6 separate regions of the Mus musculus genome follow, and regions 2, 3, 4, 5 and 6 are each linked to region 1. The links are chromatin loops, found by intact Hi-C in ENCODE. Cell type or tissue: heart. All regions are shown on one strand. Region 1 overlaps Gata4 (GATA binding protein 4). Region 2 holds the start of Gm36165 (a long non-coding RNA gene). Region 3 has its middle 22 kb from the start of Gm17232. Region 4 overlaps Fam167a (family with sequence similarity 167, member A). Region 5 holds the start of Gm46458 (predicted gene, 46458). Region 6 has its middle 27 kb from the start of Gata4.

Region 1 (5,000 bases):
GAAAGATGGAAGGACTCACCCACAGCAGGTTAGGGCCTGTGTGACCCTCAAAGTGCAAATTGGCAATGCGGCATCAGCTACTTGGGATTGTTTCTCAAAGGTCAAGAGACAAACCCTACTCTTCACGGTGCCCAGAAGGGTGCTGCTGGCATGACCTGGTTTTCTTCTCTTCCTCTCTCCTTTTCTCCTCCTCCTGTCCTTCTTCCGGTCCACATTTGCTTCCTGTGATTTGCCGAGCCTTATGGGTGAGTTCCACAGGATGAATAGACAGGTAGGGGTAGGTTGAGTCCCTACCTTTAATTGTATTAGCTTCAAGAAGTCAGGGCCCCATTTTCCTTCCAGGCATGTGGGTGGCTGTAACTTGCCATAGTTTCTAGGAATATCCATCCTGTGGCAATGTATTCCCATTTGAAAGAAACATGTTTAAAGTAGGGCATAGGGTGTTAAGGAGGAGTTAGGTGCCTGTCTCTGAGATTAGGAAAGAATTTCCCATTTCCTACAAACAGCAACTTTGAGAATTCCTACATATATACTGTTAACTTTTGCTTCCAATGTTCATAGCCTGCAGCTTCAAAGGAGTTAGGATATCTATGACTCTAAGTCTGGCCTCATCTATGCCTAGAGAAAGCATCAGATTTCTAAGTCTTCTCTTTCGTGTGTGTCCTCAACTTCTCCCTAGTTCCTCTGTCCCTTGCCTTCCCTGCCCCCTGCCCCTCTGCCCCAACCTCAGGATAATCCATCATCGGTATCCCACTGGGTGTTTACAGAGCACTCCACAGCCATTGTTGGACATTTTCTCTCTTGTTTGCAAAATGCTTTGCAGCTATTATTACAAGACTATCCTCTCAGAGTCTATCTCATCTCAGAGGGAGATGCTGACCCACTCTCTAGGGTCAATTCCCACTGCCCCGCCCCCCAGTGGGAGGACCAAACCTGTACTGGGGAGGGGTGGGAGTGTTAGGCAGGCTGTCACAGGCTGGAGCCACGGCTGAGCCCTCAACTTGCCCTCTGGGAAGGTACACCCTGCACTTTATGGGGTAAAGAGTAAGAAGTACTGACTTGTGGATCGTAGCTGGGGCACCCATTCTCCCCCAGAGTAAGTACTAAGTAGCAGAGATGGGCTGCATTCTTCCAGTTCCTCAGCTCAGAGGGAAGGGGGATTTATTTCTGTGTCCTACATAAGAGCATAAAAAGCTCCCCCAACCCAGGTGGTGCTTGCTTGGGAATCATATTTCTTCTCTTTCAAAATGAGAATTTTAAAAAGAAGTTATGATGTCATAGAGCAGCGCTTTCCTGAAAAGAGAAGCCCCCACAATTAGTCCCAGCAAAGCTGCTTTCTGGCCGCCTCTGTTGCCACCATGCTGCAGGGCACCTTGCATGTTCTGTTTCTCATTTTGCAAGTCAGAGTCAGCATCTTGCACCTCCATTACATCGCCTTTGTATTAATCACTTGAGGTTTCCCTATAGGGGCTGGAGAGACATCACAGTGAGTAAGAGCACTTTGTTGCTCTTGCAGAGTAACAGGGTTCGGTTCCCAGAATCCACACGGTAGCTCCCAACCATCAGTAACTCTAGTTCCAGGGGGTTTGATGCCTTTTCATCTTTGCAGGTACTAGGCACACACATGGTACATATACATTCATGTAGGCAAAGTGCTTATACACACAAAACAAGTCTTTTTTAAAAAATAAAATACCCATGTAACATTTCACCGAAGTGGTTGGGTAGTAAGATTTTGTGGTGGACTCCATACACAGGCATGCCTGGCTAGACGTCTTGAGGAAACATGGTCTTTGCTTCCTGCCCTGCCCCCTCCTTTGGCTGCTGAGTGGCACTAACAGGTCTATCTGGGTGGGACTTCCACAATTCCTATCCTAGGCCAACGGTATCTGCCACGAAGTCCACAGCCAGTTGACAGTTCTGAAAATGGAATGAGTCATCTTGTCGCTCACTATTGATTCTCAGGGCCAGTCTGTTAACCCCGACCACTAGCATTCTGAGACCTAGGCACCCTCTTAGCTCCTGTGGCATCTGTCAGCTTGTTTAAATCACAGATGTTTGCTAAATGTGTCTGGGTGATGAATGCATATTCATCAATGTCCAATGACTTCACCTGGGTAGGAAAACCACTGTTAGAAGGCACTGCCTGGTCTTTGAGGTGCACTCGCAGGGGGTTCCTCAAGTCAGCCTTTGTGTTGAGTTCTCAGAGCAGGGATGGATGAGTAGGCACCAGAGAGGACACATCTATGGACTCCGCTAATTTCCTTTGATATGCATGTACAGGAATGGGCAAAGTGTGAGGGAGCGCGGGAAAGCGGGATCTCCCTTCTCACAAACAGCAGTGGATCACAAGGGGTTTTTACCCTAGAGTTGAAATGAACCAGAGGGGGAAAGAAACTGGCATGAGCATCTTTAAAGGGAGAGTATGGAGTTGAACCTATTAGAGAAACATTGTGGTCTTGGTTACATTTAGAGACTGTAGTGCCATCTAGTGTTCATGGCGAACAAAAGCCTACTGCTAACTCCCTCTCAGCCCTGCTGGCTTCTGGCTCTGGGAACTCCTGACCTTTCTACTGTTCTCAGGAGAGGGCTTGAGAGGAAAGAGCCAGGCTGACAGGCTGCAGATGACAAGCTGCTGGTGCTGGTGCTGGTGGTGGCCCAGTAGAGAGCAGGCCATGGGCAAGAGTCACCTCTAGAGGCAGGTGACCTTGATGAAAGGCCTTCAGTGTGACACAGGTGTAAAAATAGCCTCTGTGCTGACTTAACTCCCTGGCTTGAGCAAACGGCCCCTCACACCTGTATATTGTTTGCTTGGCATAGACACACTGCTACCTGTTTGCAGGTGTAAATGACTGTTTATGTACCCAGAGTTATGAGGAGGGTGCCCTATCCGTTTCCAGCCAACGTTCTCTTAGTACGGATTACTGAACAGCAGAGCTGGCAAACCCCAGACCTGGGGCTAAAGGAGGGAAGGACCTTTAAGGGGTCCACTTTTAAGGGGTACCACTGGCTTTCCCGGAGAACTCAGCATTGCCTTTGGTATCAGGAAAGGGGTAATATGGAGACCAAGGTGGCTATGCTTAGGGACAAAAAAAAAAAAAAAAAAGTAGATGGCATGAGTCAGAGAGAATTCTGGAAGCTTTTAACTAGGCTTAATATAGGTCAAAGGGAATGAGAAAACCAACCCTACCTCTCTCACTTGGACAATGAGAAGGGACATGTGGGCTCCGCCAGTTGTAGAATTCTGCAGACATGGAAGATAAAGGGGAAGGTTTAGTGAATGGAAGGATGGCAGAGGGTGACAGCCTTCTTCTGGTGGAGGGCTGACACTTACATTTGATTGACTCTAAGGCACTAAGGATTTTGGTCTGTGTCTTTATTATATGCTCCATATACCAAGAAAAGGGCAAACAATAATATCAGATCATGCATATGGTTACAATGGGATCCTAGTTTCATTTCTGTTGCTGTGATAAAATACCCTGACAAAAAGAAACAGAAGAGAGAAAGGGGTTTACTTTACATTACAATTCCAAGTTACAGTCCCATCACTGTAGGGAGTTCCAGGAGCAGGAGCTTGAGGTAACAGTTCCCATCACATCCACCGTCAAGAGCAGAGAGAAAAGAATGTGTGCATCCATGCTTGCTTGCTTGCTTGCATTCCTTTTCTCTACTCTTGCACAGTTCAGGACTCCTTGCATAGGGAATGGTGCTGCCTACACTGGGCTGGGTCTTTCCACATCAATTAGCTTAAGACAATCTTCCATATGCATGCTCACAGCCAATCCCATGTAGACTCATTGAGACTCTCATTGAGACTCTCTTCTGAGGTAATTCAGTTCGCAATAGTTCTGTGTCAAGTTGACAGTTAAAGCTAACTGTCACATGTGGGAAAACTAAGAACGACTCATTTAAGAATGTAAACAAAACTCTAGTCTCCCTGACCTAGACAATCTCCTTCTAGAATAGAATTCAGAGTAATAAGCAGAAACTCATAGATTTACATACAAAGAGACCCATATTTACAAAACAAATGCCAGAAACTAGGCAGGGATTAAGCAGCTATTGAAGAGCAGAAGCGAAAGGTGAGGAAACATTTCAATGATGGACAATTACAGTGTGATGGGAGGAGTTTATAATACACTTCCAATGTGGTAACACATTAGGGCAGTAAGCAAACATAGCAAAGCAAGATAGGCTTGACCATATCAGCTTGACCTCAACTAGGCAAAAACATGTGTCAACACTGGAAGTCTTACAAAGGACAGAATAAAACGACACACCCACAACTCTGCTAGTGACCTGTACTTTCTTTATATGTTTCAGTATTAATTCTCCTACAGTGTAAATACCTCTACATTCCATCACACACACTCCAAAGGAACAATAATCAGCATGAGTTACTTTTGCAATTACTAGGACCACGAGAGCTAGGGAAAAAAATTGCTTAACAGATAACAGAGTTATTCTAGCTTATGATTTCATAGGGATTTGGTTCCCTGTGGCAAAGGAATCATGGAGGAGTGGGTAGGGCTGTCAGTATACTGTGGAGGTTTTAGAGTACCACAGACCAGAAAGCAGGGAGAGCACATGAGGAGCAAGGGTCCCAGTGTAACCTTGAGCTTCTGCCAGCCGGGCTCCACCTCCTAGCTGGGTTCCACAGCCTCCCAAAATAGAGCCACCAGCTGGGGACCAGGTGTCCAAAACAGAAGGCTGTGAGGACAGTTCATGATCAAATCATCACATGGCCATACTTTTGAAAAGGAAAATGAAGAAAAGAGTCTGAGTAGGTTAGGTGGATACTATAAAGATGTCTAGAGGCAAGACATGAACTCAAAAGGGTCCCCTAGAACCTGAGCAGCTGATGACTCTTATCTTAAACAGCCCTGGATGGCAGAGAGTGGAACCCACTGGCCATTCGGGCCTAAGTGAGGAAGAATCAGTCTCCCGGGAGACATCCTGCCCTGCTTTCTAGGTGAAAGGTCTCTGAGCAAAACAAA
Region 2 (5,000 bases), 150 kb before region 1:
ACTGGTCCCTCTAGCTGGACAGTGGTGGCGCATCCCTTTAATCCCGGCACGCAGGAGGCAGAGGCAGGCAGATCTCTGAGTTTGAGGCCAGCCTGGACTACAGAGCAAGTTTCAGGACAGCCAGAGCTACGCAGAGAAACCCTGATTTTCACAGACAAACAAACCAGGCTTGGTGTAGATCTCCAGTCCCAGCTACTCAGAAGCCTGGGGCAGAAGAACTGACAGCTCAAGGCTTTCTTGTTTTATTCAGATTGTTCAAAGCCAACTGGACAACTTGGTCAATGAAACAAGAACAGCAAGAAAACTGGGGAGGTAGCTCAGGGGTAGAGCCCTTGCCTAGCCAGAGGCAAGTTCAGGCCCTGATCTGGGCACAGCCTTCTATGACCTCTGCTCTACTCTGACTACTATAAGATGAACGGATTTTAGATTCCACGTGAGAGTGAGTGACAGGATGTGGATTCTGTTTCTCTGCCTGGCTAATTTCACTAAACATAAAGCCCTCGATTTCTCATCGTGTTGCAGCTAATGTCAGGCTTCCATGTTTCTATGACTGCAGAGCCTTCCTGTGTATTTGAGTTCCACTCCTTTATCCATTCACCTGGCAGTGGGCCTCATCATGCCAGCACCACTATGAATAGTGTCAAGGCCAGTATACTTTAAAAAAAATAAATGTCACTAGTTTCTATAGGACCGTCTTTGTAGGTATCAGGGACCATTTATCATAAATGGAGGTCTTTATGACTTTTTTCTACTCTTTCTTGAGTAAAACTATTTCTCCTCAAGAAACAAGCAACTGGGGAAGGGAAATCTTTTATTAAATATTTTGCTCTATTTCAGTCATAAGTGTGTATGTATAATGGCATAATGTGTATAATGTCATAATGCTATATGATAATATAGCATTCACTGTGAGCACATGACCTTGAGACTACAGTTATGGGGTTTGGAGACACCACACTGTTCACAGGGAAGAAGGCTGCTGTTCCAGGTGACGCCACCCCTGAGACTGTAGGTTCAGTCTAAGTCATCTCTTCTGAGCTTGACATCTGAGAGAAGTGTGCTGGATGGGTGGAGGTGTGAGGATGGACCAGTGGCTATGTGTGTGTGGGGGGGCTCTAACTCTTGTCCTTTCTCCACCCTGCCACTCCAATCCCTCTCCTGTCTCTGTAGCCTCCTGGCCACCACCTCCACCTCCCTCCTCACAGCTTTCTCCTCTGGCAGGGTGGCTATCTGCGACCCATCAGCTGAACAAGGCATTTGTCAACTCTAATGGATGGAGAGCCCAACCCTGACATCCTTCATGCATCCCCAGGGGCTTTGATCTTCTTGTCTACACACATAAATGAGAGGACTACTGAGGCATTCAGGATGAGGCACCAGGAATGTCTTTGCAGAGGTGCTTTGGCCTGCAGAAGATAAGAGTAATGAGCTGCCATCCCAGGCCATTAGGGCCAGAGCTCCAGGGGACTCTTCATGGAAAAGTTAGTCAGGAGGCTGGCTTCAAGGGATCTCCCTGTCATTACTCCTTGTTGGTGTTTATATCTGTGGGATGTAGATGAAGAGGCTCGTCCCTCTGGTACCGCCTTCCCTCCTCAAAGATTACACTCAACTGTGGTTGACACTTGCCAAGGTCTCCCTGCCCAACATGGGGTCACGTATGGTTACTGTCAGGGGTTTTGGAGTTGGGGGCTTGTCGGGGGCAGGTATTTCTAGGGCCTGTGGAGTCATAGCTGGCTTAGGAAAGTTTTCCATACTATTGCAAACCTGTCTGGTCTCTTCCATCTTACTGCATCTTTTGAAGGACCAAAAAAGAAAAACAGGATTACTGTCCTCACTGAAGTCCAAACATGAGATTGGCAGGAGTGAGTGTTTGTGGATAGGGATACTTTGAGTGGACACTCAAATGATCAAATGGCATCAGTGCGGCAGACAAAGGTCCCATGATTGGTCGGGAGAGCAAGCAAAGCAGCGGTTCTGATCTCGCAGCACTGACCTGTCTGTTCAGCTCCCTCCATTGGCTGACAGGCTCACACCATGTGTGTCACTGGGACAGGTGTGTGGTGACAGGACACATCCCAATGGTCTGCTTTCTTCCTCCATGAGCTCAGCTTCCAGCAGGATTTCTCTTTCGTACAACAGCTTTCTATGAAACTGGAAGTGGTCCTGCAAAGCCATTCTCTCCCCCTCCCCCTCCCCATCCCTCTCCCCCTCCCCCTCGCCCTCCTCCTCTCCCTCTCCCTCCCCCTCCTACCTCTCCCTCCCCTTCCTACCTTCCTCCTCCGTCCCCCCTTACATTTCCATACTTTCAGTATCACTAGGATATCCTTACCTGTCCCCTCCTGAATGTGTCTGCTAATGGGTGTCTCACTTCCATCTTTGACTTGTTGGCTGCTTTGAGTTCTTTCTGTGTTGGGCTCATACCTGTTTGCCCAAAATACTGATAGGATGCTGGGCTTTCCTCCTGGCCCTTGGCTAAGCAGAACAAGCACAACTCGTGTCCATGGTTCTTATGTGGTCCATGAAAGGTCTTGCTCTATTCCTGTCAAATGGTGAGAGGATTTTTTTTTTTCTATTCCACTCACTTTACCCAGGCCAACACTAACTCTCAGAGAGCTTTCCTATGGATTAGAAAGATGCACTTCCCACACTACTGCCACCTGGTGGACATATGCTGTAATGATCCTGTGAAGGCCAGTGCCCAAATGCCTTGCTTTGCTTTAAGTGTCAAGAGGCCCATTAAGGAACCTTGTCACAAGTGCCTACTGAAGCCTAGCTTTTCCTACTTTTTCGCTGTCTAAAACACTTCAGTCCCCACTGGGATCACCCTCCCCTGTCCTCATAGCTCACTCTCTGGATCAAACCTGCTAAGGGGCCCCATCCTATACCGTTATGTTTGTAATATCCTTTCTTTCATTCAACAGCTTCTGAGTGGGGACTTGCATAGACCCCATTGTCCCTAGAAGTCACATACAGAGTCAACATTGGTTATCACAGCCCCTACCTAATCTGGAAGTCCTCTTTGTGGCTACCAGTTCTGTGGGGCCAGCTACTACCATAGAGCGCAGATTGGCATGTGTCAGCTGCCAGGTCATGGTCCTTGACAGCATTAAACATCCTTCCTGGGGCTGTGATACTCTCACCTGTAGTTTGGGAAGGAGAGCCTGTCCTGTCTTTATTCCCAGGGACACAAGGTCACATACACACAATGGGTAAATGTAAGAACTGTCCCTGTCTGGAGTCACTTTCTGTCCCTGATCATTGTCTAGAAGAGGGATCTAAGTTTTAGCCACCATCTATCCCTGCTGTACCCAGAGTTTGCTCAGCCTGGCTGGTTGGCAGGGTCTTCCTTAGCTGCAGAAAGAGTTAGGAGAACTAGGAAGGCCCTTCAGATGCCAGGAATTCTTTACAACATGTCTATTTCAGTTGCTACATTGCTGCCTTAAATTACTGAGATGCCGGGGCAGCCAGCCTGCCTCTGACCACTCATGTGCCTCCCATCCTAGCCCTGACCCTATCCTCCTCAGTGCCCTTCGTGGGCATCACAGCCCGAGACAGTCTGAGCCTGGACTCTATCCAGAACAGAGCCAGGATAGGGCCCAGCTCTCCTCAGAGCATTTGAGCCAATTAAAATGACAAATGACTGAAGCTTATCTTGCCTCCTCTGCCTTCTCCCCCTCCACTCTGCATTTAGACCTTCCCTTCCAGGGAAATGGGCTGGGAACACCTTCCCTCCTCCAGGCCTGCGAACCTTCCAAAGTTGGTGATGACGTGACGCATGGCTGTTCCTCTACCTCCCCACCAGACCACTAGTGTTCTGGGAGCCTTGCTCTACAATGGAGAACAAGGAAGAGGCAGAGGAGATGGGGAGAAAAATAAGACCACTGGCTCAAAATCTTTTAGACTGTGTGTGTGTGTGTGTATGTGTGTGTGTGTGTGTGTGTGTGTGTGTGTGTGAGAGAGAGAGAGAGAGAGAGAGAGAGAGAGAGAGAGAGAGAGACCATTAGTTTGGGGTCAGAGGTTGATGTCTTCCTCAGTCATCTTCCATCTTACTTTTTGAAACAGGATATGTCGCTAAATCCACAGCTTACCGGATCACTGATTTGGTAGAGTGGACCAGGGATATGCCTGTCTGCCTCATTGCACCTGGCTTTAAAAAAAATAGGTTGTGGATTCAAACTCAGGTCTTCATACCTGCATGATGAGCACTTTACAGCCTAAGCCATCTCCATAGCCCAAAAAAACTGGGTTTTTTTGTTTGTTTGTTTTGTTTTGTTTTGTTTTTACGGTAGAAATCCTTGGAGCTTATTTTAAGCTCTGGCCTTGGGCTTTAGAGTTCTAACAAAAGGTGGTATAATCACAGCAAGGATGACCATCCCCCATGCCTGCCCAGGAAAGAGGCAGGAGACAGTCACATGCAAGCCCATCTCTCAGGTAGGCCATCTCCAGTGGGAATTCGTCCATCAGGGAGACCCTTCTGCAGGAAGAGGCCCATCTCAGGGGAGGACTGTCTAGAGCGGAGGCCAGCAGGTAGAAATAAGAGATGTGGATGGTCTGTGACTCGTGTTCGTCAATCTCGTGCCTGGTACCCCCACCTCAAGGCATCTGTCCTAACTTCCCTAGGAAGCAGAACTTCCACCTCTGCATTTAGCCGATTTAAAGGTCTCCACTATCATCAACAAGACGTTCATTTAAGATCTAAATGGAAGTCTAAACACAGCCCTTTGCTTTTATCATGCCCCCAATGGACTCCTGCCGATCCTTCAAAACCCAGTCCGATTACTCCCCCGTTTATGTGCCCTGCCCTCTGTGAGGCTATAATTACTTCATTGAGTTCATTGGTATTTTCATAACTGTCTGCTACATGCCAGGCACACCGTTGGCCCCGTGAATGGCTGAATAACTAGGAGGAAGGAAATTCTTCCCTCTTCTAGGCATGTGCTTAAGTTGAAAGAAGCAAACAGAAATTTCCTTAAAACTAAGCCAGGTGGGTCCTCAACAGT
Region 3 (5,000 bases), 260 kb before region 1:
AAAGAGAAGGGAGGCTATTTGAGAATAGGAATGGAAGGAGAAGGAAGCAGAGGAGGAGAGCAAGAGAGAGAAATGGGAAATAAGAGTGGTCAAAACTCATGATGTAATTGAACGATACTGCCACTGTATGGATAGATTCAAGGACAGAATAATTGCCTTCGGTTGTGTACTTACTGGTGACCTCGCTAAGCCCAATAAGTAGTTCTAATCAAATATGCACTAAGTGACCTTGAATAAACTAAAAGCCAATCCAAAAGTCATGAATCTGAGAAATGGACTGGTAGGGATAGAAGGGGTAATGAGATGTGTGTGTGTTTCCTATATATATGTCTTAGTCAGGGTTTCTATTCCTGCACAAACATCATGACCAAGAAGCAAGTTGGGGAGGAAAGGGTTTATTCGGCTTACATTTCCATACTGCTGTTGATCACCAAAGGATGCAGGACTGGAACTCAAGCAGGTCAGAAAGCAGGAGCTGATGCAGAGGCCATGGAGGGATGTTCTTTACTGGCTTGCTTCACCTGGCTTGCTCAGCCTGCTCTCTTATAAAACCCAAGACTACCAGCCCAGAGATGGTCCCACCCACAAGGGGCCTTTCCCCCTTGATCACTAATTGAGAAAATGCCTTACAGTTGGATCTCATGGAGGCATTTCCTCAACTGAAGCTCCTTTCTCTGTGATAACTCCAGCGGTGTCAAGTTGACACAAAACTAGCCAGTACAATTGACCCCTTGACACACAAAAACATCACTAGTAAGCCTCAACCCTTACATTCTTATTCATCCCCAAGATCTAAACAACTTTAAAAGTCCCACAGCCTTTACATATTCTTAAAATTTCAATCTCTTTAAAATATCCATCTTTTTAAAAATCCAAAGTCTTTTTACAATTAAAAGTCTCTTAACTGTGGGCTCCACTAAAACAGTTTCTTCTTTCAAGAGGGAAAATATAAGGGCACAGTCACAATCAAAAGCAAAAGTCAATCTCCAACCGTCCAATGTCTGGGATCCAACTCACGATCTTCTGGGCTCCTCTAAGGGCTTGGGTCACTTCTCCAGCCATGCCCTTTGTAGCACACGCGTCATCCTCTAGGCTCCAGATGCCTGTACCCCACTGCTGCTGCTGCTCTTGGTGGTCATCTCATGGTACTGGCATCTCCAAAACACTGCATGACCCCTTCAGTCCTGGGCCATCAATTGCAACTGAGGCTGCACTTTCACCAATGGCCTTCCATGGCCTCTCACAGTGCCAAGCCTCAGCTGCTCTGCTCAACTCCTTCATGCCTTCAAAACCAACCAGTACCACCTGGGTGACCCTTACACATTACCAAGTCTAGCCACAGCACAATGTACAACGTTGGCTATATCTGGAACACAGCCACTGTGCTCTCAGAAAACACTTCCCAGAAGATGTCACCTCAATGATGCTGGTCTCTTCTTAATCACCGCTAATTTCTTAGCTCCGGCTAACCAGCATCAATAGTCCCAGTAATGCAAAGTTTTTGCTTTAGTAGTTCTGGTATCTTGTTAATCACAGCTGATTCTTCAGCCCCAGCTAACCAGAACTACAGAATCTTCACAATCAAAACAACAATGGCCCTCAAAAGAGTCTTTAATTTTCCCTCTGAAATTTCACAACCCAGGCCTCCATCTTCTGCACTGTCCTCAACATTATCTTCCAAGCTCCTACAAAACATCTGACAGAGCTCTTAACAACGAATGGATCTTCAAGCCCAAAGTTCCAAAGTCCTTCCACAGACCTCCCCAAAACATGGTCAGGTTGTCACAGAAATACCCCACTCTGCTGGTACCAATTTGTCTTAGTCAGGGTTTCTATTCCTGCACAAACATCATGACCAAGAAGCAAGTTGGGGAGGAAAGGGTTTATTCGGCTTACATTTCCATACTGCTGTTGATCACCAAAGGATGCAGGACTGGAACTCAAGCAGGTCAGAAAGCAGGAGCTGATGCAGAGGCCATGGAGGGATGTTCTTTACTGGCTTGCTTCACCTGGCTTGCTCAGCCTGCTCTCTTATAAAACCCAAGACTACCAGCCCAGAGATGGTCCCACCCACAAGGGGCCTTTCCCCCTTGATCACTAATTGAGAAAATGCCTTACAGTTGGATCTCATGGAGGCATTTCCTCAACTGAAGCTCCTTTCTCTGTGATAACTCCAGCGGTGTCAAGTTGACACAAAACTAGCCAGTACAATATATATGTGTATGTGTGCATGCATGCATTTTTACTTTACTTTTAAAAGTATTTCATGTCTTACTGGGAGCATACCATGGCACATGTATGGAGGTTAGAGGATAACTTATGGGGGCGGGGTTCTCTCCTCCCGACATGTGGGTCCTGGGGATTGGACTTAGGTCATTAGGCTCTGCCAACGGTGCATTTACCCTCTGAGCCATCTGTCCAGCCCAGATAGGTGTTTTTGAAGTTTTGGAAAGGTGCATAAAAGACTAAGGCTACAGTTTACCTAGGGAAGTGTGGGAACTGGGCAGATGGAACTCCAAGCGTGTGTAACTTCTGTCACAGTGTCCTTTAATTAATGCTCTGTTTCCATATGAATCTTTCTCAGAAATTCCACACTGCTTATGGAAAAGCAGAAATAAAAAGGATGGACACTGTGTATCTGTTTGGTGTTAGGTACCTGGCTCAGGACCTCAAAGAGACTTGTAGAGTAAGAACCTTTCGGCTAGACCAAAAGGTTTCAGAGAGAGAGAGAGAGGAAGGAGAGAGAGAATATGAATTTATAGAGTTTTAATTCTGACAGATTAGAGATTTCATGCTTGGTCCATGGAGAAGAACATCAAAATGTGCATTATTCTAACAAATAGCAAATTCTGACAATCAAAGATGCCAAGGAAACTCAGTTAAGTGCACACACAAATGTATTCTATAGTTTTCCAGCAGAGGGCACCTTAGGCTCTACTAACTGCGGTGGGTGGCAGGCCAGCAGTCTGAAAGCCATTTGTTGGCAGACTTGTTTTCTTAGACCTTCTCTGCTGTGGTTTGAGTAAGGAACATATGGAGGTGGGAAGCCAGAGGGTAGAGCTTAGGAAAGAAGCCAGGAGACTCCAGCTCATCACTAGCTCTGCCACTGGCTGACTGTTAATGAGCCAATAGTGTTGGGTTTCAATTCAGAGGAGAGAGTTACGCTCCAGCCACCGCTTTATAGCCCACTGGTGCTGACAGCACACATTGCTACAATAGCTACGTCCCAGCAATTCCGCGGAATCAGTATAGAGCCATGGCTTTACATGCTGTACCTCCAAGCCCCAGGGAAATTCACTGCCTTCTAGAAATACCAGTGACTGTCATCTTTTAAACAGAAGCTTCTTTTGCTTAAAAAAATAAATCAACGTGTGCCTCCTGGATGCCCTGGCACACTGCTATGGTGATAGCTTTAGCTTCTTGTTCCTGAGATGGGCAGCTGTGGAGGTCAGGGTGGTTGTGATCAGGGGAGGAGTATTAAAGGTGATACTGTGAGTCCCATTGGGCCCCCTGAAGATTAGGGCTGGGGAGATGACCTTCTGGGGGCTAGGTTAGAAGGATGAGCAGGGGCCGAGGGTGTCTCTGGCAGAAGCTGAGGTGTGGCTTCACAGGGACAACAGGTGATGGACAAGCCTCTCTAACTGGTGGAGCCCATAGACCTGGGGGTGTTCTGCTAGGCAGCTGGCTCTACGATGCACTACTGTTTGAGCCTCCAGCTCAGAAGCTACTATCTTAGGCCCTGTTCTTAGAATTGGCCAAAACAATTATTTACAGGAGGGAGGGGAGATGGGAGAGCAGGCAGGAAAGCCTAGTCCATGGTCTGAGATTCAGAGCCAACACTGTAAGAAGGTGCACACCTTAAATCGAAGCTTTCAGAAGGAATGAGAGAGTTCCAGGATTACACAGAGAAATCCTGTCATGGGGGAGGGGCAGGGAAGCTCCCTCGATCCCTTGGATTTTCTTGTTCCTACTCTTCCACCACCTCACTCTTCCATATTCTCTGTCCCTTCCAATCTTTTCCTTTCTCTCTCTCTCTTTTTTTCCTATCTTGTGTTTTCTGGGGTTTCTTGCAGGGGCCGCTCTGTTGAGCTTAGCTCTGAGCAGAAGAGCAGGGACTCAGCTTTTACTGGGAGGGTGACTGACATGCAGACGCCTCCTGCTGTGGTCAAATAGAATGTGGTTGGGCCATCTCCCAGAAGAAAGGCCGCCTTGGCTCCTGTCCCATCTAGCACCACCAAGGAGCACAGCAGGCACAATCCACTACCAGGGCTACAGACAAAAGCTGGCCGCCTACTTGCTTGATTTTGTGGGTTTCAGCCAAAAGGTTTGTGGTCCTCCCGAAGTATGTATCATATAATGAATTGCTGTACCCAATGTCACGCACATTTAAATTTCATGGAAGAAGTTAATGACACCGGCAGAAGTTGTGATCTTTTCTTCTCACACCAACCACATTGTCCTGCTGCCTGCCGTTTGGCACACGTCCTTTGACTAAAGAGTCCTCATGGCAAAAAAAGAGTCCCTGTGGGTGATGGAAGACTCTGGGTCTGCTCCCGGGCTGAGGGTCCCTCCTTAACAACTTGGTTGCTAATGGTCATGGGCTTGGTTACCTATGTACTTCCCTCAGAGGTCATGCTGGTCCTTACTTAGGACTTTGTCTTAGTCAGGGTTTCTATTCCTGTACAAACATCATGACCAAGAAACAAGTTGGGGAGGAAAGGGTTTATTCAGCTTACACTTCCATGCTGCTGTTCATCACCAAGGAAGTCAGGGCTGGAACTCAAGCAGGTCAGGAAGCAGGAGCTGATGCAGAGGCCATGGAGGGATGTTCTTTACTGGCTTGCCTCCCCTGGCTTGCTCAGCCTGCTCTCTTATAGAACCAAGACTGCCAGCCCCGAGATGGTCCTACCCACAAGGGGCCTTTCCCCCTTGATCACTAATTGAGAAAATGCCTTACAGCTGGATCTCCTGGAGGCATTTCCTCAACTGAAGCTCCTTTT
Region 4 (5,000 bases), 260 kb before region 1:
CAAGTGAGGTGGCCACTTCCAGGGCTTTTATGCTCTTCTGAGGTTTCCCTTCCTCCAGGATCTCCCTGTAGGCTGGGCTATGTAGTCATTTGCTTTGTGCCTAGGAACAGGGTATTTAATAATGTAGCCTTCTATTGGATCAGCTCACACCAGATAGGGCCTGGGGCCTGGGGCCTGGGGCCTGCCTGTACTGCCCAAGTGGCTCAGCTGCATATCATTTCCCTCAGAGTAGCAGCAGCTCAGCCTTCCCCCAAGCCAGTCCAATCACAGGCAGCAGGGTTCTGATGTGGACAGTGAACAGGAGGGGAATCCTCTGTATTCACTAAGAAGCAGGAAAGGCAGGGGAATCAATTCCCATTCTCCCGGCATCCAGATGGGCTGTGACATTCAGGGTCTGGAATGTGGAAGCTGTAGGTTGGGCTGGTGACAAAGCTCCCAGAGCACACTGGGGCAGTTGGCCCAACCTAATGAAGCCACAGCTGGCCCTCTGAACAAAGGGCTGTGTCACTTCTGAGAGGTCACATCCACATTCCTCAGTTTGGTCAGCACCTTGGAGCATCTCTGTTCCTCTACTTCCCTGTGTGGACAATTCTAGAGAGGGGGCCTGGGGGAGGTGTTAAACCCCACCCTAAAAGTGAGCAACACTTTCCAATAAACGGGCAGAGGAAACACTGCCTACCTGTGCTCCCTTTTGTCCTGACCGGCCTGTAGTCATCCTCCACTGGCATGGACTCCTTTGGCCTCGGAATGCAGATTCAATACCAGAGGCTCTCCATGGAGTTTCCAGGCCTTCAGCATCTGCTGGGACTGCTGAGGCTTCCAGCTTCTCAGACTGAGCAGCTACTGGAGTTAAACATGCAGATTACTATCCCTGGACTACCTGGGTCTATCGTGTAAGCTGGTGTAACGAGTGCCCTTGTACAATAGATATGCATTCTATTGGTGCTTTCTAGAGAACTCTAGTATAACAGCCAAATGGTTACCATGTTCAGCTGGCTTGAAGAAGTGGACATGCGTCTTGGCTTTGGTATAAAAAAGTCTGTGACCTCTATGTGGTAGTAATTTTTCTTTTATCCTCTCTCTCTCTCTTCTTCCTCCTCTTCCTCCTCTTCCTCCTCCTCCTTCCTCTTCCTCTTCTTTTTCCTCCTCCTCCCCTTCCTCCTTCTTTTCTTCCACCTCCTCCTCTTCTTCTTCTTTCTCTTCCTCTTCCCTCTTCCCTCCTCTTCCCTCTCCTCCTTCTTCTCCCTTTTTTTTTAAAGGGAGGATCTATATAGCACTAGTGCACTGGCTTCTCTGAAACTCACTAAATAGACCTGACTGTCTCAAACTCACTAAGATCCACCTGCCTCTGCCTCTCTGCCTCTCTGCCTCTCTGCCTCTCTGCCTCTCTCTCTGCCTCTCTGCCTCTGCCTCCTGGGTTCTGGGATTAAAGTGTGGGACAACGTGCCCAACCTAGGTGGTGGACGTCTAAGTGATGCCTGTGCTCCCTCACCTTGTGGCCACAGGTTGCATGCTATGTGCTTTTTGAGAAAGCCTCGTCACACCTGCTTAATCTCAGTGGAGCTGCTGACAGGTGTTCCACACAATGGAATTTGTGACCCACCTTGAACTCTCACATGGCCTTCCTAGGGTTATGAAGACACAACTCTTTCAAGACCCTGCCTCTTATGGTACCCTTGGTCCTCTGTAGAAGAGAAGATCCCAAGAGCTGCTCTGGAAGTGCACAGCCAGAATCCATGTCTCCAGGACATCTCCACAGCTCTCCTGTACTGATTTCACATCTAAGAGTGAGTGGCTGAAACATTCTGAAGCATATGTCTCTCCAAGACACAGAGATAGTACCACTTATTAGAGTCACCATGGAAAAGCCATTATATGTTGGAACGGGTCACCTCTGCTTTGGATTTAGTCAAATGCAGGCATGATGGGTATATGAGGTGTGCTCACATGGCCTATGGAATGGGACTCCATTGTAACCACCTCCAAGTGACCCTTCTTGGAAAAAAGTGCTGGAGAATATTTTCCTTTCTTCCGTATCTTCATCTAATTGTTCAAATCATCCATCCACCAATCCATGCACCCATGTATACATCCATCCATTCATACATCTGTCCACCCATGCATGCATCCATTCATATATTCATCCACCCATGCACGCATCCATTCATATATCTATCCATGCATCCATCCATACATCTATACATACATATATCCATCTATGCATCCATGCATCCATGCATCCATCCATGTATCCATCCATCTAATTATGGTCCTGATCTTGTGTATGCTGTAACCATAGGTAACAAGGCAGTAAATGTCTCTATTTGGATATCTCCTTTTGAAATATTTTTATTTCACTTTTTCTAACAGTAATATAGAAACAAATAATCATAAAAATAAAACTGTAAATTGTCAATTGATTATGTAATAGCACTTGGTATTGCTACAGGGGTAGGTCTTAGATGAGGCCAGGTTATGGCCAGGCCTGTCCAGGCCCTCTAAGCCTCTGTGATTGCTACTGAGGCCATGGAGGCATTGGACATGACCTTGTGGCAGCACAGTGGATAGTTCATGTCTCACCTGGGGGGGGGGATAGAGATGGTTAAGGAGGGAACACCAAACAGGACAGTGAACATACAGTAAGGCAGGACGCTGGCTGAGGAAGGCAGCTAATGTTGCCACAGACCTACAGACATCTCTGCGGGGATTCTACCACCAGAGTGAACAGTTAATGGTTTGAGCTCACCACGGAAGGCAGAGAGCTAACAGACACTAGACTACAGGTAAGATGACAGAATGACTTTCCCTTCCACCTTTTCAGTCTACTCCCCAGCCCCCCATCCTTATCCCAGAATACAATTCTCTTGGGATGAACAACTTAAGTTGAAACATCTAATCTATTCAAACCCTGCCTAGGACAAAGTTTTCCCAGAGAACAAAAGCAGGAGGAAGATGCTGGGTGCTTTCCTATCTGAGCACAGACTGCTCAGTCACATAGTTAGTTGCTGACCATATCCAAGTCGATCACTCTGCTTTGCTTTAAGCTAAGAGCGTCAGTTACTGTAATAACTGGTGACTGTTATGTTTATGAGGTGTGGTCTCATAAAGCCCAGGCTGACTTGGAGAACTTACTAGGTATCATAGGCTAGTCTTGAACTCCTGATCTTCCTCCCTCCACCTCCTGAGTGCTGGGATTAAAGACGTGCACTACCATGCCTGGATAATGATTTAATTTCTTACGCTCAGTTTGGCATTGTTTTTAGAATACAGGATGGTCCTTCTTTCATGTGCTCTCTGTGATGTGGCGAGTGTCACCCAAGGGTCGGGGGTGACCAGAGGCAGGAGGTGATGGGAAATAAAGGCCTCTTGGGACTTGGCAGTGTTTTGTGTAGTCTTGAAGGAAGGGACTGGGGTCAAGGCCTCTGGACTTCAGGGCTCTTAAAAAAATCTTGGCTACCTTGTTCTATCTTTAAAAAAAGAAACAAAAACAGTTTGGCTCTTTGAAATCACAAGGAAGAGGCCATTCAGTATTATCTTTCCATTCCAGTCTGCGTGTGTTGTGTCGTGTGTGGACACAGCTCATGGGGATTATCGGTAGGAAGAAATGTTATATACAGAGAACAGTCAGTATAGACCGCAGAGCCCTGACAAGTGGTAAGTGCTAAGGGTCCGCCATCTGGGAGTTATGCTCCCCTCTCCCCAACCCCAGTACTAGTCATTGCCAGAGAAGAATGAATAGGGACCGAGAGGGAGGGAGGGAGGGAGAAGCTGGCAACTTGTGGGTTTGGCAGAGCATCAGTACCATCTTTTGGAGTTCAAGTTCATTGGCAGAAGATCTAGGCTGGATTCACAGTAATTTCACACCTTAATATTCTATAGCTGTGGAGCAGCCAGGTAACTGGAGGGAAGTCATTGTCTTTCCAGGCTTCACTCTGCCCTTCTGTGCTCATGAGCAGACCTCACTAGACACACCCAGAGTCGAGCAGACCTCACTAGACACACCCAGAGTATGAGGAACTTGTGTTAAGAGGATTGTGGCCAGGTGTGCCGTACCAGGTCTTCCCTGAACTGAAGAGCTTAACATTTTACTGAGCTCAAGCTTGCTGCTAGGGAAAAACTCTCAAAACTAAAGCCCAAACTCTGTGTGGCCTACTCAACTGGTTTTCCATTTGGACAGGATTCAGACAGGTATTAACAAGTTAGCAACGCATTAGTTAACAGTCATGGTCAATTGAAATCCATTGCTTAGATCAGGCACAGTCTTGGGAGAGGCTCAGGATGGAATTTTGGGATCCCTGGGGTCTTTGGTACGGAGGATAAGGTGACAATATCAGGTTCCACCAGGGGACCTCTGTCATGCTCCCTATTATAGAATTCACTTGTGGGAAATCTATCTCCTATCTTGCCTAGTTTAGCCATCAGTGACCAGTAGCCTGCTAGGTGTTCTCCTGGGGTTGCGGGTGGCAGAGAGGTAACTGAAGTGGTTGTAATGGGAGACAGCAGGATACCTGGGTTGCTCTACCAAAGCTATACAAGGTACATATGTCATATATCATATGCCATGGATCAAGCTAGAAACAGCATGGCCTTGTGGCATCAAGGCTGAAGTTCAAAGTACCTGGGCAGAGCTCCTTCTCTGGGATGCTGGTAGCCATTGAAGAGGAGCCTGCATTCCCACTTGTCATCTTGTTATTCCTTTAAGTTTTCCTGTCCTACCACATCCCTGCACAGGTTGCTGAGCCTCCTACATAGGGGCAATTAGAGCTAGCACTAAGAGGGTGGTAACAATACGTGAGAGATGGGTATACTTGGCACAATCTAATCTTCTCAGCTTCCCTAGAGTAGAGCTTTCTATAAGAACAAGCTTTGGCAGGGGTATGGGAGGGGTGTCCCCTTTGGGATTCAACATCATAGCACCAGTGATTCTAGGTCACAGGAAAGTGGGCCATAGAGGGGAAGGCCACAGGGATCCTGCTGAGAGCCCTGCCTTACATAATGTC
Region 5 (5,000 bases), 170 kb before region 1:
TGCACAGGGCTGGGGACATAGCTCAGTCAGCAGACTGCCTCTCTGGCATGAAGCCCGTGGTTTCATATTCAGTGGAGTATAAATGGGGCATGCTGGTGCATGGCTGTGATCCCAGCACAGTGGAAGGTGATGGCAGGAGGATTAGGAGTTCAAGGTTACCCCTGGCTACGTACGCTCTAGTTGGAGGCCAGTCTGGGATATACACAAGACTCTGTCTCCAAAAAATCAAAATCAAACAAAACAGTAAGTCAGATGGAAGCATATATGGGTGGTACTGGTTTTGTTGTTGGTTTTGTTTTTGCTTTTTTGGTTTGATTTGGTTTGGTTTTTGGTTTTCAAAGACAGGCTCCTCTATGTAGCCCTTGCTGTCCTTGAACTTACTCTGTGGACCAGGTTGGCCTTGAACTCAGAGATCCAAATGCCTCTGCCTCCTAAATGCTGGGATCAAAGGTGTGCACCACACCACCCAGGGACATCAACACTGTTTTTAAGAACTCCTAGGATAGTAGCAAGTGACTGTGTCTTCCTATATCCTCATGTATCCAGTGTACACATCCTGCAGGCCCTCCAGTGGGAACGGGCAGATAGGGGCAGGACTCTGTGGGTTGGGGGTAGATGGTTGGCTGTCCCTGGAGCTACTGCACTTTCCTGGCAGGGGCCAAGTTCCCCATCAAGTGGACCGCCCCGGAGGCCATCCACTTCGGGGTGTTTACCATCAAGGCTGATGTGTGGTCCTTCGGAGTCTTGCTGATGGAGATTGTCACCTATGGGCGCGTTCCCTACCCAGGTAGGCATTGTCCCTGTCCTTCCTACCATCCTCCTGGGACATCCTGATGGTGACTCGCCAGGCTCACTGACTGTGGGTATGTCACACTGGTGAGAGCAGGGTCCTGTCACAGGGACTGAAGCCCAGCCCTGCATTGTGGGCTTCCTCTCCTTCTGCACACTGCTCAGGGCCACAGGAAGAGGGAGAGGGGGAGGAGGAGGAGGGGGAGGGGAGGGAGAGGGGGANGTANATGGATAGGGAGAGGGAGAGGGAGAGGGAGAGGGAGAGGGAGATGGAGATTANGGTGGAATTAGATGGCGTAAGAGACAGGTGTAATGGCTCAAGCTTGTGATTCCAGCCCTTGGGAGGCTGAGACAGACAGATCTCAAGTTCAAGGCCAGTCTGGCCTATACAAGAAGACCTGTGTGAAAAGCCAAAGTAGTACTACGATCCTGGCACCTATGTGACCTTCCAGGGTTACACTAGCCATAGTGTATCAGAGCCCACTCTTTCCCTTCTAGTGCCGGTCAGGGCCTAGTCTAGTGCCCTCAGGGCCAGTGACTGCACTCCTGGAGCACCACCAGCCCTGAAGCTCCCTGTCTGCCCTCCTGTAGGAATGAGCAACCCTGAGGTCATCCGTAGCCTGGAGCACGGCTACCGAATGCCATGCCCGGAGACATGTCCACCGGAGTTGTACAATGATATCATCACTGAGTGCTGGCGGGGCCGGCCAGAGGAGCGGCCTACCTTTGAGTTCCTGCAGTCGGTGTTGGAGGACTTCTACACAGCCACGGAGGGCCAATATGAGCTGCAGCCCTAGCAACCAATGGTCTCTTCAGGGCTCCCAGCCTGAGCCTCCTTCTGGACTCTGACTTTGGGTTAATATGTTCACACTTAGCTCTTCTTCCAGGTAGGTTGCAGAATCAGGGAAGAATGGTGTGCCTGCTTCTCAAGTGAGGGAGCCAGGAGACAAAGATGGCTTCATGGTGAGGCATGAGCTCTCAAGGCACAACCTCGGTCCACCTTTCACTGGCTGTGTGCCTTTGGCCAAGTTACTTTGCTGCTCTGTGTCGTCTCTTCCTTGAATGTAAAATGAGCAAGGATTGTGTTAGAACTTACCTCCAGTTGTGTTCAGACCCCGATAGTCCCGAAATCAGTCTGACCAGTTAGCGATGGACAGGATGTCAGGCTGTCATAACCCAGAGTGCAATCAGAGCTCCCATTTCTCTCACCTTTTCAGTCTCATCAGCAAGTGCCTCCCTGTCTGCTGCTTCAGAACTATGGGTCAATCCTCCAGGTCCCCTGGCTGTGTGCCCCCTACCCATCCCTGCATGCACACTTTGGGACTTTTCTATAATAAAGTCATGAGAATTGTACCTTTCCCCTGGTCTTTACCAGTGACATGAACAGATGTGGCACACGAGATGTGTGTAGGAGGTGGGGAGCACCTTGCCCCAACCCTACCCCATTCCTCAGCAAAGGACACTGGGTGTGACTGACACTGTCTTTCCTGGCCAGCAGGTGGCGATCTCACCCCACAAACCTGTATCTGGGACTCCATGGACGCAAGCACCTTGAGTTCCAAGTTTCCCTAGAACATGGACAGAAAGCCATGAGATGGGGCGGTGATCTCCCCAAGTGTGGAGGCTCTCTCGCCTGTTTTTCTGTCTCCCATTCATCCTGTTTTGTTTATATAGGTGGGGTGGGGGGATAAGTTTATAGAAAAATAAGTAGAAAGGGTCCAGTCTCCATAAACCCTCAACCCTTTTAGATGTCAGCACCTTGCAATAGTGAGCCCACTTGCTCCTCCAGAGGGGCTGGGATCAACACACTTCACACTTGGGTTCACACCCTACCTATACTCCGTGTTCCACCAAAGCACAAGATGATGGATCCATCAAGCCCAAATTATACAGAATAGTCCTCCTGGCCTCAGAATCCCCCAGTGTCTCCCCTCATGCCAAGGTTACAGGCACCCACGCTCATGATGGCATTTTACATGAGCACTGAGGATTCAGATACAAGTCCTCATGTGCGCCGGGCAAGCATTCCCCCTAAGCCCTATCCACAACCCGTGGCTTTGTATTTCAATGTTCCCAGCTGGCACTGATGACTGCCCAAGGATCCGGATTTTGGCAGCTGAGCTGAGTGAGCTACTGAGGGATATTATTTCTCAGGAAAACTGGCTCTGTGTGACTTCCCCATGGCTCTCCCCAGGTCTGCTGTAGAGGTGACATCAAAGGCTGACTTACTCCTCTCAGGGAGGAGGGCCTTTCTCCTTCCAGGTGATGCTGGAACCCACAAGGGGTCGCAATTTGCCCGCACTGACTGAAGGAAGTTCCCTATGTTCACAAATTTATTCAGGACAAAGATCCTTCCATATCCCAATCCGAAGGTCACGTAGGAGAGTGGGTGAGGGATATGTAAAGAAAAAGAGGGAAGCAGAGAAAATAGGAATGATAGGGGAAGTGGCTGTGGAGTGTCCGTGTTCTCCCAACACAGTGGTGGCCGTGTGAGCCACTGGCAAGGGGACTACGTATGAAACATCTGATTATATGATGATTGCCCCTTGCCCAGAGCTTGTGAAGGATACAGACTGAGCCTGGGGACCCTAGGACCATTCTTACCTGAGACAGGCATTTGTTTTCCTAGAACCTGGGTACATCACCTACAAAATGGGTGAGAGTGGGTTTCTGGGATCAGGTAAACCCTGAGTTCAGGACAAAGCACTTCCTCCCACAGGCTATGTGGTACAACAATTCACACCTCTGGGCCTCAGTTTCCCCATTTGGGAAATGGGCCCACAGCAGGTGTGTCTTGTTCTGAGCCTTCATCTCAAAGTGATAAAGAGACAGAGAGACAGTGCAGGAGGCAGCCCAGGAAACAGGAGAGACACACAGACCTCCCACCTGGTCATTGGCATAACCCACAACCAACTTGAGTCAGAGTTGAACATCATTAAAGAAAGGTTGACACTCCCCCCCCCCACACACACTGTTTAGAATATTCAAACTATGCAAATGGGACCTTTATAAACAGTCATTGTTGAGTATGGAGTGCCAGTTTATGCAACCATGGGAAGCACTCATGCTACAGATGAAGACTCTGAGGCCCAGAAAGGCGAAGTGAACTTACCATGCAGCTGGTAAGAGGCATCCATCTTTGGAGAAAGACTCTGATGATGTCAGGGTTGGGAAGCTCACCGTGTGCTGGGGTGGGAGAGGAGGAGGTAGGCCTCCTCTGGTCTCACACAGTCCTTGCTGATTTGTCGGTCTTCCACGGCTGCCTTGTAAAGGATATCGGGAGGAATCACAGTCCCGCTCCAAAATGCTTTCTGGAAACCTCTTGTCTATTCCAGCATGAGCTTGGACCTCTCCCAAGTGGGAAACGGAGGTCAAAGGAGGTGTTTTCCTGGGGACCTGGGGTGGGTGGCGTGGGGGACACTCCTTGGCCTCAGCTTCTTGATGACAGATGGTGGCATGCTCTGGGGTCTTCAGAAAGCCGGAATGTGATGAGATAGACATGAATGAACTCTCCATTCAGACCGGCTGCTCACTGAGAAGTCCTGGTCCCTAGGCAGCCACTAGGTGCTTCTCTGAGGAGCAAGAGCACAGGATGGTGTCTTTAAAGCAGCCACGCCTACAAAAAGAGCTGCATTTGACAGCACGGCACTACCCAGTTTGTAGGGCCTTCCCGTGCTGAGTCTGGCCTTGGATGTCTTTACTTATCTAGACAGCAGACAGGAAGAGACACCCAGACTATAGTAGTTCACTACTGTACCCCTAGGAAACGGGATGGGGACCTTTACCCCCAACACCAGCCGGGTGCCCAGCACTGTAGAAAGAAGCCCTGGGGGGCAGAGGACAACATTCATATGAGAAATGGGCAACAGGGGCATCAAGCAAACCACAGGCCAGCAAGTGGACTGAGGGATCATAAAAAAATGACAGGAAGGAACCAAGAAAGGGAGAGGCAGGCCCTGCTGCTGGATGGGGTCCCAGCTGTCCCTGTCTTGAAGAAGTCACTATCCCGTGATTCATAGAGTCACATCTCTGCCTGATATCCCTTGAGAGTATCCAGGACACTCTGCCCAGTTAAACTTGAGGGTGCGTAAGCCATATAGCTGTCATGGACAGCAGAGACTTTATTACCTCCTGAGGTCACACTTAACCCTGAGAAGAAACATCCAGGAATAAGACAGGGCCTCTCACAAGGGGACCATCTCTCTTCATTC
Region 6 (5,000 bases), 65 kb before region 1:
AAAAAGGGTTATGACTGTGAAAGAGAGCAAGGAGGGGAATATGGGAGGATTTTGAAGGAGGAAAGGGAAGGAGGAAATGATGTAATTATATTATAATCTCAAAAAGTAAAGGAAACCATTTTTTAAAGTTGGCGACAGCTCAAACATATGTCAACAGATGGATAGAGACATAAAATGTGGTCTGCACACATGGGCTAGCACCATTTGGCCTTCAAGAGGATGGAAATGCTAGTGTGCGCTGCAATGTGGATGAAGTATGAGGATGCAGTGCTAAGTGGGATGAGTCAGTTACAGGTGTCTGTGGTTATCAAACTCATACAAGAAGAAGGCAGAGGGGCTGGGGATGTGTTGTGCGAGTGCTTACCATAGAACCACAGGCTGGACTACAGAATGGTGGGGTTTAGATCCCCTCAAAACAAAAAAAAAGCTCTGTGTTTCTTGTATGAGGCTGAGTTTGATCCCCAGGGCTGTCAGTTTGATATGGTGACATGTGCCTATAATCACAGCTGGTGGCTGAATCAAGAGTTCCAGCTCAGCCGGGCGTGGTGGCGCATGCCTTTAATCCCAGCACTCGGGAGGCAGAGGCAGGCGGATTTCTGAGTTCGAGGCCAGCCTGATCTACAGAGTGAGTTCCAGGACAGCCAGGGCTACACAGAGAAACCCTGTCTCGAAAAACCAGAAAAAAAGACCAAAAAAAAAAAAAAAAAAAAAGAGTTCCAGCTCATGTTAAAGCCAGCCTGGGCTAAAAGAGACCTGGTCTCAGGACAAAAAAAAAAGAAAGGAGGGAGGGAGGAAGGAGCAGGGCCAAAAAGGTGCATGCCTGTAATTCTAGCACTTGAAATGAGAGGCAGGAGGATTGGATGTTCAAATCCAGCCTGAGCTCCGTAGTAAAATCCTGTCTCAAATTAAAACTGGGGGACTAGAGAGATGGCTCAGCCGTTGAGAACATTTGATGCTCTCTCGGAGGAACAGAGCACCCATGTTGGTGGTTCACAACCACCTGTAACTCCAGCCTCAAACAAAGATACATACACGGACACATAACAAAAGCCAAAAATAAATCTATTTTTAAAACGGTAAAATGGGGGCGGGGGTGGAGTTTAAGAGTAGGGCTCTTGCTTGCTTGGTATGTTCCTGGCTTGGGTTCAACTCCAGTAATGAAAGAGACAGAGACAGAGACACAGAGAGAAACAGTGAGACAGAGATAGCAGGCAGAGACAAAGAGACAGAGGAAGGAAGGAAAAGAGACACACAGACAGAGAGGGAGGAAGGGAAGGAAGGAGGGAGGGAGAGAGAATGTGTCTGGAGGGGGATATGGTTGTATAGAAATGTCCTTAATGCCACTGACCCCTGCGGATTAAAGCAACTGAAGTAGTAACATTTGTATTGTGTTTATTTTATAATAACCACAGTAGAACTCACGTGACCAAAGCACTGGGCTGGTGACAGTTAGCCGGCTGGACAGAGAAGGCCTGTGCCTCATCATGTTCAGCTCACTCTTCAGGAATTTTAATGACCTGACGCTTCAGGGAGTTTTACATGGACATCTTCCTATTGAGTAGTTTCTGCAAGTCATATGGTAAGGGCAACACATAGAGACGGAGGGCCATGGTGGGCACCTTATTCATCACTCTGCAAATACTCAACAAACTTCTTGGAAGGGAGGGAGATGCGGTCCTGTCTCTTTCACATCTCCCCCTTTTCCTCCAGGCCTTCCTTCATCTCTCTCTTCCGGCGCCTATTTTCTCCTGGTAGACACCCCTGGCTTTTCAATTCTAGGTTCTTGTTCTGCATTTGGAGATCAGTAATAACTTGTCTGGATTCTCTCCACTATTCAGGGACTGTTTCAAGGACCCCGGGAAACTAAGAACTGGGAAATGCATTAAAGTATGCCGGCAATATGTTTATTCTTCTTGTTATTATTAAGAGGTTCCTCTGGGAGTCACCAACTCCACAGGGGCCATCTACCCTGAGTAAAACCAGAGGGATCTGTTTGCCTGGTTCCCACGGCTCACTCTGTGAACCTTTCTCTGTGCCTAACCCTGCGTTCCTGGGGCACTTGGGGGGCAGTGGAGATCCACATCCCTAGGAGTATTCAACAGAGCTGACAGTCACCTGGAAGAAGATTCCTGCTCAGGGAAGGAATAATTCCAATTCTCTTCCTATGCTAAGAGGCCACTGGTTATCACATGTTTAGGACTCAACTGATGGGGAAACCAAAGTGGATTCCATAGTTCCCTTGCTCCATGACTTGGCCACCTCTCTGAGTTTGGGGTACCTCACTCAAGGTCTTAACCTACACGCTGGAGGATCTGCTGCCCCTGGTGCTAACCAACAATGCTCTAAAACATCCACTGCTTTTCACTGTGCCATAGGCTAGGCCATAGGAGGAGACCCTCCTCCCCTCTGGCCTGTAGGACCACTTTTCTAAGGGCAAGCCTTGGGTACAGCAGCAGGTTGGGGGAGGAGCATTCTCCCAGTAAATGATGATGCCCTAGGAGTGTTCCGCCTGTGTGCAGTCCTTCTGAGTGACCTTGGGCAGACTCGGCAGAACCTCCTGGATGTGGATTTGCTTTAAAGAGAGAGAGAGAGAGAGAGAGAGAGAGAGAGAGAGAGAGAGAGAGAGAGAGACCAGCCAGTGCTTATGCCCCGACAGGGCTTTCTTCCACTTCCACACGTACCAAGGAGAAAAAGCCAGCCACCAGCCACGGGACTCGCTGAATTAATGAATCACTTTTCTTATCTATTTTTTGCTGTTATCTAATTCTGAGAGGGAAGCCGGGAGCAGAGGGAGTTGGGAGACGTAGCTCACAACGTCTCCCTCCCACCCGGCTCAAACAGGCTGGAATCTCTGGGCCTAGAGGCTGATCTGTCCCTGAAAGCTGGCCTCCAACAAGCTTGGAAGAGCTTCCACCTAGGGTGAGTCACCTCCAAATGGCCCTCCTGTCAGGAGGCCAGGAGAAACAGCCAGGGGATGGAAGCCACAGGAGCACTGTGCATGGTGGAGAGGAACCTGGGAAAGAGGGAACAGAAAGGCTTCCAGGGCGCCCACCCAGGCTTTGTGGGATAGGTGCTGGGGGCTCTTCAGCCTCTGCCTAGAGGAAAGAGAACAGATTATTTCTAGGACAACCTGCTGAGGTTCTCTCTCTCTCTCTCTCTCTCTCTCTCTCTCTCTCTCTTCTTCCACCTCTTCTGTTATTCTTTCTTACAGTTGGCTGGCATTTTAGTTTCTCTATTTCCTGGTTCATTGCCTGATTCCTGTAGTTGGAAACTAATGGCAATGGTTGGTCGCCACCCCACCCAAAAAAACCAGGGGAGTGGATGCAGGCTGACCACAGAAGCCAAGCAGATTGAAGCAGGTGCCACTGGGCCTTTGCTCCCTCCAGCAAACCCAGATCGGTTCGCTGGGGTCCCCTATGGTCACCCGTGTCCTCTGGAGGACTCAGGCAAGTCCTTTCCAGCCAGGCCACAGTTCACTCTGGAAGCGTTGGGCCAGGAAGTGTGCAGCCGATCCCCACCGGGCTGTATTGGTTAGTTGTGAATGGTTCTTTCGGGATTTGCGCCTCCTTTCTTTGCTCAAGCAGGGCAAGGGTCAGCCAGCTGCTGTGTGGGTTTGATTTTCATTGATTCCAGGGTCGTGTCTAGCTGGGTAGAGATGGGTCCTGTAGGTGTATGGAAGCAAGCATAAAGCATGCTTTCCGTTCACTCTATGTGAGGAGAAGCCTGGGGCTGTGTGGACTTTTGCAGCTGAGTCAAACCTACCTCTCTTTCCTTCTCAAGACAGAGGTGGTGGGTGCCAAACTTTGAATCCTATTATCCTAGGAAAGAGCTGAATAAGGGGAGTCAAGACAGCAGTGGTCTCTTTGAGAACAGGACTTGGAATAAGGAAGCCGGAGGCCTTGGAAGAACTGCAAACAACTCAGGTCCTTCCAGGCTGGCAGCGTTGCTGTCCAGACCTCCTCTACTTGCTCAAAGGCTGACAACAGACATCTGGGCATTTTTGATACTGGTACATCTTCTGGCACTGGGTAGGCTTTGGTGTCCAAGTGTCTAGATTCCCTTGTACCGGTGCAGGACACATTGCCTCTGCAAAGTAGAGATTATATTCCCCTGCAGTCAGTCCCTCTACCCCGGAAGCTAGCATGGACTTCCAGCAGTAAACTCAAAAGCTACCTGGAAATTTACCCTTCCCCTCTACCCTGTACTGTCAGCACACCACTTATTTCCTCCTATTCTCATTCCCCAGTACTCTCAAAAAAATTTTTTTTAATTAAAAAAAAATAAAGCGAAAAAGGCATAAAAAAATACATATACCGATTAAAGGAAAACCTTACTGTAAGGCTTGTATAACTTATGGTCACTTGTGTCCATTGTCCACATTGTTGGTATTGCTGTTTAGTAGTTGCAAATGGTTAGTTTCTGCTATCTTTATTTTGATAAATCAGTCTAGGGCAGATGGTATTTGAAAGCTCCCCTTTGTGAGCTTGTGTTTTACGGGCTCATTGCCACGGGTTTCGCTCTTCTAGGAACATGTTCTGAACATGTTTTTTGTAGTTTTGTATCGCATTTAGTGGGATCTTAAAAACAGTGTTCTGTGATTGGCACGAAAGAAATCCTCAAGAGCTGGTCCCGTTGTGTCTCTCGGGGCCAATCAAATACCCATTTCCAACGGCTTTCTAATGCCTGGTTCTGTTTGCACAGGAAGGGAAGTCACGGTTTGCACCCGTGAAGTCTGGGGAGGTTCAGAGCTGGGAACTGCCCAGAGGAAGGGGTTCGGGGCTACAGCCATCAATCTCCAGTTGTTTAAACATAACGCTAAGTGGAGACTCGAGGCAATTATCCGAATAATGGGGGAGGGGCACTTTCACCTGCATTATCCGGATCGAAAGTGCGGTGTGGTGACAAATCCGGGGCTTTTTAGGCCCTGGTGGTTCTCAGCGGTCTTGGGAATTTGAACGGCTTTTCTGTCGGTTCTGCAAAGGAAATTAAGGGAGATTTCT

Evidence for each region. A loop is a pair of places that touch in the nucleus more often than their neighbours do. Peaks named below come from ENCODE experiments on the same cell type or tissue, not always from the same donor. Only the 100,000 strongest peaks of a DNase experiment are listed, where the experiment ranks them.
Region 2: it touches region 1 in a loop (4-fold over the local background); 6 of 42 quality-filtered maps call a loop at or near these places.
Region 3: a loop joins it to region 1, with 2.0 times the contacts of the local background. A loop is called at or near these places in 16 of 42 quality-filtered maps.
Region 4: a loop joins it to region 1, with 2.1 times the contacts of the local background. A loop is called at or near these places in 15 of 42 quality-filtered maps.
Region 5: it touches region 1 in a loop (8-fold over the local background); 39 of 42 quality-filtered maps call a loop at or near these places.
Region 6: a loop joins it to region 1, with 5 times the contacts of the local background. A loop is called at or near these places in 2 of 42 quality-filtered maps.

The regions. Positions count from the first base shown.
Region 1 is chr14:63,204,793-63,209,792 of GRCm38, reverse strand. The region is part of intron 2 of Gata4 (GATA binding protein 4); the gene reads left to right. Among named protein-coding and RNA genes, the nearest start is that of Neil2, 14 kb to the right of the region's middle. In heart, a CTCF peak has its summit at 2,498 (motif pointing left); DNase peaks (open chromatin) are centred at 922, 2,602 and 4,652; H3K4me3 peaks cover 307 bases; H3K27ac peaks cover 1,250 bases.
Region 2 is chr14:63,355,839-63,360,838 of GRCm38, reverse strand. It overlaps Gm36165 (a long non-coding RNA gene), which reads right to left and starts at 2,167. Exons shown (of 4, transcript XR_874703.1): 1 at 1,994-2,167. It overlaps Gm46458 (predicted gene, 46458), which reads left to right. Exons shown (of 2, transcript NR_168493.1): 2 at 1-836. It also overlaps Gm4151. In heart, a CTCF peak has its summit at 2,663 (motif pointing left); a DNase peak (open chromatin) is centred at 3,528; H3K27ac peaks cover 4,534 bases.
Region 3 is chr14:63,469,201-63,474,200 of GRCm38, reverse strand. No RefSeq gene overlaps it. Among named protein-coding and RNA genes, the nearest start is that of Gm17232, 22 kb to the left of the region's middle. In heart, a CTCF peak has its summit at 2,909 (motif pointing right); no DNase peak of the experiment used is centred here; H3K27me3 peaks cover 491 bases.
Region 4 is chr14:63,462,832-63,467,831 of GRCm38, reverse strand. Fam167a (family with sequence similarity 167, member A) reads right to left here. Exons shown (of 4, transcript NM_177628.4): 4 at 2,330-5,000. Among named protein-coding and RNA genes, the nearest start is that of Gm17232, 28 kb to the left of the region's middle. In heart, no CTCF peak of the experiment used is centred here; no DNase peak of the experiment used is centred here; H3K27me3 peaks cover 413 bases.
Region 5 is chr14:63,369,978-63,374,977 of GRCm38, reverse strand. It overlaps Blk (B lymphoid kinase), which reads left to right. Exons shown (of 13, transcript NM_007549.2): 12 at 656-787; 13 at 1,381-2,141. The coding sequence ends at 1,586. It overlaps Gm36165 (a long non-coding RNA gene), which reads right to left. Exons shown (of 4, transcript XR_874703.1): 2 at 3,902-4,361; 3 at 2,310-2,357; 4 at 1,782-1,846. It overlaps Gm46458 (predicted gene, 46458), which reads left to right and starts at 3,825. Exons shown (of 2, transcript NR_168493.1): 1 at 3,825-3,911. In heart, CTCF peaks have their summits at 2,268 (motif pointing right) and 3,068 (motif pointing right); DNase peaks (open chromatin) are centred at 27 and 2,287; H3K4me3 peaks cover 2,020 bases; H3K27ac peaks cover 2,764 bases.
Region 6 is chr14:63,269,503-63,274,502 of GRCm38, reverse strand. It overlaps a transcript of Gata4 not described here. Among named protein-coding and RNA genes, the nearest start is that of Gata4, 27 kb to the right of the region's middle. In heart, no CTCF peak of the experiment used is centred here; DNase peaks (open chromatin) are centred at 2,942, 3,472, 4,002, 4,682 and 2 weaker places; H3K4me3 peaks cover 2,779 bases; H3K27ac peaks cover 4,216 bases.